Linked DNA regions of Mus musculus: region 2 is linked to region 1. Evidence: chromatin contacts called from ENCODE Hi-C data. All regions are on one chromosome and are shown on one strand. Each heading gives the region's core, a stretch centred on a gene start or an enhancer-like site at or near the end of the contact. The rest is flanking DNA. Distances are from core to core; before and after follow the strand shown.

What was found. Hi-C counts contacts between places; a loop is a spot of excess contacts on that map.
Region 2: a map of heart shows a loop between it and region 1 (9-fold over the local background). The contact joins the promoter of Clca2 here to the promoter of Lmo4 in region 1. A Hi-C loop is called at or near these places in 1 of 37 maps with a recorded cell type or tissue (heart).

What each region holds. Positions count from the first base shown.
Region 1 is chr3:144,203,548-144,206,914 of GRCm38, reverse strand. It overlaps Lmo4 (LIM domain only 4), which reads left to right and starts at 1,660. Exons shown (of 5, transcript NM_010723.3): 1 at 1,660-2,095.
Region 2 is chr3:145,097,194-145,100,476 of GRCm38, reverse strand. It overlaps Clca2 (chloride channel accessory 2), which reads left to right and starts at 1,371. Exons shown (of 14, transcript NM_178697.5): 1 at 1,371-1,698; 2 at 2,582-2,719. The coding sequence starts at 1,513.

The DNA.
Region 1 (3,367 bases), core at 411-2,910:
TTTCATCATGACCTTCTGCAGCTGTTGTCTGTATAGGACATTCCAATTATTATCACGTTGATTTTTTTTTAATAAAAAAGCTTTTAAGGTGAATGATCATAAGAACACAACGTTAAATACAAATCCATAAAAATAATTTTTAACTGTAGCATGTTAGGAACTCAAGGAGCTAGAATCCAGAAATGAGTATTTTTAACTGGTATTAAAACCACCCTCTTCCTGGTTTCATAGGCAATATTTATTCCTTTGCCCTAATTTTGGCAGTTTAAAGAACCAAAATTCTGCACACAGCTGCTAGGACTGTAGATTTTTTGCCTGATTTTTCTTCAACTTCCTTTCTTCCAAGCTTCTCCCACAAGACTGGTTTTAGTTAATGATACTTAGCAGTACAGCTTTGCACTTCCATGATAATTTCCAACAGAAAAATCTCTCTGGAACTTACTATTAATAATCAACCCTAGTATTAACCTCAGATCGGAGATTTATTAAACCTATTTGGCAGAGTAAAGTTGAATAACTTGATGTTCAAGGATCCAGGCTGAGCTCTGGCCCTGGAAAGAGGCTCTGAAGCTAGCTAGCATTCCTCAAATCTTGGTTTGTACAAGAAACGACTAGTCTTTTTTCAGGGTCGTGAGCTAGCAGCAGGTCTGGCAAATGCTCGCATCGCTTTAGGGGGCTACGAGGGAGCTAGCATCACACCCTCTACACTGAAGCAGAATGGTGAGCAAAAAGCTTTGCCCATAAAGTTTCCTTCATCTCTGAAAACCAGGGTGTGATTTGCATTCACCAGCAACTGACAAGCATCTATGAAATGCCTCCTCCTTCCAGTTTACACTGGGGTTAATGGGAGCAAGATGGGGTTAAGCTGGCAGTACTTAGGTAGGAACTACTTCCCACTTTGCTTAAGGTTTTGAAATCTGCAACCCGAAGAATTAAACAAAACACCCGCTTTTGCACCTCCCTCCGGCAGAATGAATCCTCTACCCTAACAGGAAGAGACCCATTTCTGGGAAAGTAAGTTTCCCGAGGGTCTGTTCTCTGAGCCAGGGAAGGCGATCCCCGAGGCCCTGCGGGGGCGGGCTCCACGCGTCCTCGCGCGCTGGGCAGGCAGGTGTGGTCCTGAGCCTGGGCACGCGCTCGCTGGCCGCGTCCCCCGCGCCACCCGGGTCCCTTCTCGTGCCCCGACCCCGGGCCCCCCCCGCCTTCCCGGGCCCGGCCGGCTCAGCCGCCCGCCTCGCTCCCCGCCCCCCGAGTCTCGTTTCAGTCACCCTTTGTCCTTCCCCGGATTGGCAGGTTTTATTATTCCGCCTGAACAATCCGGCCGCCCAGTGGCTGAGGGTCGCTGACGTCGGCGGCAGAGCCGGGGAGTAGTTGGGATTCTGCTCTGTCAGTAACACATGTGTAAGCGCCGCCGAAGGAGCGAGCGAGCCGGCTAGAGGCCCGCGCCGCCGCCTCCTCCGAGCCGGGCAGCAGCAGCGGGGCAGCCGATCGGTCCAGCGCTCCCGGCCGGCCCGCAGCTCCCCACTCCGTGCGTCCTCGTACCGGCCGCGGGACCGAGCCTGCACCGCCGCTCCCGGGCCGCAGGTCGCGGGAGGGGGGAGCTCGGCCGAGCCGCCGGCGGCCCCGAGCGGGCGGGCGGGCGGGAGGAAGGCGGCGGCGGAGGAGGAGGAGCGCGGGCGCGGCGGGGGCGGGGGCGCGTACAAAGTGAAGCCACATTGCCAAACTTGCAGCCGCGATTGCAGCAGTGGCTGCTGCTGCGCCGCGCGGGCCCGGCCGAGGGAGCCTGCAGCTGCTCGCGCGCAGCCGGGGGCTGAGGACCGGGACCCTCGGGCTGAGACTTGACACTTCTTCGCCGGGCCGCCTGCCACTTAGCGTGGGGCTCCCTCTACCCGCCCCAGAGCCACGCGATTAAAAAAAAAAAAAAAAAAAAAAGCAGCCCTTAGCCCCCTCCTCCCCTTTCCTGCTTCTGCGAGAACTCCCTCCCTCCCTCCAGCTCCGCCAGCCCCAGCGCCCCTGCCCTGGAAGCCGAGCGGCTCCGCTCGCATTTCGCCGCCGCCGCCGCCTCTCGCAGTGTTGCAATATAGGGGAGAAGCAGGTAAGGGGGTGGCTGGGGACGCCGCGGGCCCGGAGGGGACGAGGGAGAGAGGGAGGGGGGAACTGATCGGGGCCGGGGCTGTTTTCTTTGGCTTCCTTCCCTTGACCGTCCCAAATTGCAAGTAAACAATACGTCGCCTTAGATAATGCGTGAGTCTGAAACTACCGGAGGCCGGCCTGCGAGCTAGCAAGGAGGGCAGCCCCGGGCCGCCAGCTTTGTAGCGGTTCCTTGCTTACAAAAGGGTTCTTCTTGGAGACGGGGCTGGTGGGGACCCTGGAGAGGGCTGGGGGCAGTTCCAGTTCCTAAAGGAAAGGCAGGGGCTGCTCAGATGAGAAGTGGTGTGTGCGTGGGTGGGGGCGATAGTCAAGACCCCCCCCCCAACACTGTTTGAAACAGGGAACGAAAAGCTCTAAGTGACCAGGAGCTGGCATTGCTGATTCTTTTAAAAAGAATTCCTCTTGGCTTATAAGTCTTTTGTTCCAATCCAGGAGAAATCCGGTGAATCACCTAATTAAAATCAAGACATGAATTAAGCATCCATTTTTGTACTACAAATGGCCAGCGCTACGTTTGTCCCTCCCTTGGTCTCCATTAAAAAACACCAGAGACGTTGTTAAAGGGGGGCAGATTTTGCCTCTAGCTGCCAGCTCTGCTTTCTATTTCACTGACTATCCCAGGACCTAAATTGCTTGGCTATGTAATTACTAGAGTATAAGCCTATTTAACTTAAAAGCTTTCTTTTTTTTTTTTTCCAACTCTAAATGAAACTTGATGAGGGCCCGTCCTTAGTTATCAGGGGAGTCACTTTCTGGTCAGTCCTCTTGATTCATCTCTTTTAGATTTAATCAGCATTAAGGTATTGCTTGTCCTTAAGAGCTTTAGCTAATGGGGTTACTGGATGCTTTTCTCAGTGTAATGTTTCCTTTTCAAAAAAAATATACATATATATTTACCTCTCACTAAAGATGGGGGTGGGGAGCAGCTTGGAATCTCCTCCCTCCCCCTCCCTTTTAAAAAAGGAATTCGGAGCGATTAAAACGTTGGGGGGGGGCAGTTTAAAGACCTAGGGCAGGAAATGCAGATTCATTTGGGTCAGGGCTGAAATTGTAACAAAAAGCAATTCCTCGAGTAAATGCATCAGAGAAATCAATTTACATAAAGGTATGATGCATTCGGATAAATGCAATGCTAATGGGTTTTAGAGCGGTCCTGGTTCCAGAGTCTCAGGGTTTTGTTACAGCTTAATTGGTGCAGTTCTTATTCTGGTTTATT
Region 2 (3,283 bases), core at 122-2,621, 890 kb before region 1:
CCACAGGCCACAGGTTGGACACACTCGTGAGAAAGACAGTTCCTAAGTCTAATATGATAGCTAAGAGAAGTAACAATACAGTGATAAATAGTGGGAATTGAGGCCCGTTGCTCTTTTTAGCACTGTGCTATGACTATAACTTTAAAAAGTTTATTTTAGCTTTCCTGAGCCATAGCTTTGACACGGTATCAGTCACTTTTCTGTTGTTATTATAAAACACTATGGCTAAGGCAACTTCAGAAAGAAAGCGTTCATTTGGCTTCTGGTCCCAGAGGTACAAAAATCCATTAAAATATGAAGGCATGGCAGCAAGCAGCCGGCCTGTCTGCTGGGACAGGAAGCCATTCCTCAACCACAGCCTCGAGGTAGGCAGAGTGAACTGGAATTGGCACAAAGCTCTAAACTCTCAGAGCCTTCCTCCAGTGAAAGTATTTTCTCCATCGAGGCTGTACCTCCTAAGCTTCCCTAAACAGTGCCACCGTTTGAGACCAAGTATTCTGATGCACGAGTCTATATGGGACCTGTCTTATTCACCCACCACAGTCACGAAGGAGCTAGGAGTAGCACAGCCCACCAGCCAATAAGAGTTCCCATGCCTTCCTCCACTGGAATTGTCAGAATTGAAAAGCAGGAGTAAAAATCATGACTACATTTAAAAGGGTTCATCTGCAAATTCCACAGTGTTGTGTAGTTATCCGATGTCACAAAATATTCGTGAAGCCTGCTTCTTAGGCCTGCAGTGGTGCAGGAGATACAGGTTGACTGAATCAAGCCCTTATCCTCAGGGGATCCCTGCTTAGAAAGAAGTTCATTTTTTCTCCTTGGCATCAGGAAAAAAAAAAAAAAAGGTCAAGGCGGCCAGGGGAAAGATCCCATGGCCTACACAGCATCCAAGTTCCTCACACTTGTCCCTCCCTTGGGAGATATCTGATCTCCTAAACCCAGCCATCAACTCAGAGCTCGCCCAGACTGCCTGACCCGGGGCTCTAGGGACAGGCATACAGCATAATTTACAAATCTTCAAGACAAACAAGGGAATCTCACAACCAGTGCAGTGTCCTGAGTAAGCGAGGGAAACAGTACTGATGGAGGAGGTTGCCCAAGACTCAGGAAGGAAAATTACTGTCGGTGCTGTGTGCCCCGTGGTGGACTGACTGACTTCATTGTTCTGATGGCCTTGCAGCCAGGCCTCTACCTCTGAAAATCCTTCCTGCTTCACTTCCCTTTTCCCTTGAGAAGAGACAAAGCCAGGAAAGGCTGGATGGCTTCCTGACCAGCTGTGATGCAGGAGGAAGCTTAGCCACAAACCAGGTGAGTACTATTGCCTTGGAGAGGAACTTGTAGAGACAGGTCCCAGATAGATCCACCCCAGGGTTTTCAAAGAAGGCAACTCCTCATCATGTATTGTAAGACCTTCTAAGTTCCGAAAGAAGCCAGCTGCTTCCACATTGATCAGCTGACTCAAGGTACCCAGCAGGCTCCCCGTGAATAAACCAGAGGTTTCACTGCAAGATGACCCACAGGGACAGCACAGGACCTGTCATCGGGCTGAAACTTGTGACCCTTCTGTTCACCCTAAGTCCAGAACTTCTGTTCCTGGGAGCTGGATTGAAGCTGAAAGAGAATGGCTATGATGGATTGCTTGTTGCCATCAATCCCCGGGTACCCGAGGATCTGAAGCTGATTACAAACATTAAGGTGAGTGGCAATTATGCCATCAATAGCCGATAGTCAATTGATCGACTGATTAATTCAGACCTGTTGCCATCTTTCCGAAGCTAACCCCACCAGGTTTGAACTGGAGCAGTACAGAGAGCATTTCCTAAGGACAGTGGTAACAACATGGTTAAGGGCATGCTGGCTACATCACATCGATATATATGGGTAGCCTGCACTCACAGAGCCTTCGTCCATCTTTCTATTAGTTAGCATCCGTTGCCTTTGGGGTTCAGTTGTTGTTTTCCTATGTGACCGTTCTCTGGAGAGCAGCTTAGAGAAGTAAAAGTGGACTGTGGAAAAGAAAGCCAGTCAGATGTTTGAGTGACGGGGGCGGGGGGAGCATCTTAAAGCCATCCTGGGGCATCCCATTTCAAAGCTGGCAGTTCTCAAGGGAGAATGTCAATGCAGGCTGCCACAGAGAAAAATTCTCTCCGCTCTCCCACGTTCTCTAAGATTGCTGATGTCCATTGTGGCACGGCAAGGGAGAATCGTCACCTACTATCCTATTCTATGGGATCGCCTAAAGTGAAAATAATGTTTTTAAAAGGCACAGGCCTGAACGTGCTCAAGAGGTGTGACTTAAAGCGGTGTTCCGAAACTTGGGGAGATCATGAGCGCAAGCCCTAACATGTAATCAGTGTGCTAAAATCTCTTTCAGGTAGCCATTCAATATCTTTTCCAAAAACATTTGTTCCTGTGTTTTTGCAGGTTCATTCAAATCCTGTTTACCTGATTTTCACCGTTGTTTCTGTGGCATCAGGAAAACAAGGATTTTCCGTCTGACAGCTTCCCCTCTGTTTACATCTGATGGCTTCCCCTCTGTTTGTTTATATCTGATGGCTTCCCTTCTGTTTGGTTATAGGAAATGATAACCGAAGCTTCCTTTTACCTGTTCAATGCGACCAAGAGGAGGGTGTTTTTCAGAAATGTACAGATTTTAGTACCTGCCACTTGGACGGATCATAATTACAGTAGAGTAAGACAAGAATCCTATGACAAGGTAAGGACTTAGGATTCTATTAAAAGAGTTTAATTCAACTTGAGGGTGAGAAACTTTCCAAATATACTCTGTCCTTGATACTGGCATAGTGACATGCTATACTGTAAAGAGCATTACTGACAAAGCCCATGGGCATTATCTCATAGACCTTCATTCATGAGAAAGGCAAGAAAGAAAAACAGAAACATAATAAATAGGTGTGACTTATTCAGCCACACATTAAGTCAGATGCCATTGCTGATTCTGCTTCTCTTGGGATCTCTCTTCTGTATTACACACGTTCCTGGCTCAGTTTTTAGTGGAGGAACAAGAGTCCATTTTACCCTGGTAAGGGCGAGCAGGGACCTGAAGAATCCAACTCTAGTGATCTCCATTTTCATCGTGTCGTGAACAGACACATCCGTGCTCAGAGAGCCACCCATGCCTGTAAAAATGCAACTGTCTTCTCATGACATGGTATAAATCAACAGACTTTGCCCTTAAATAACGTCATTCCAAGGAGAAAAGAGAGAATGGAGAAGGAAAAAAAAAGGTTGAGTGGCTCCATTTTCTTTTCTAACCACA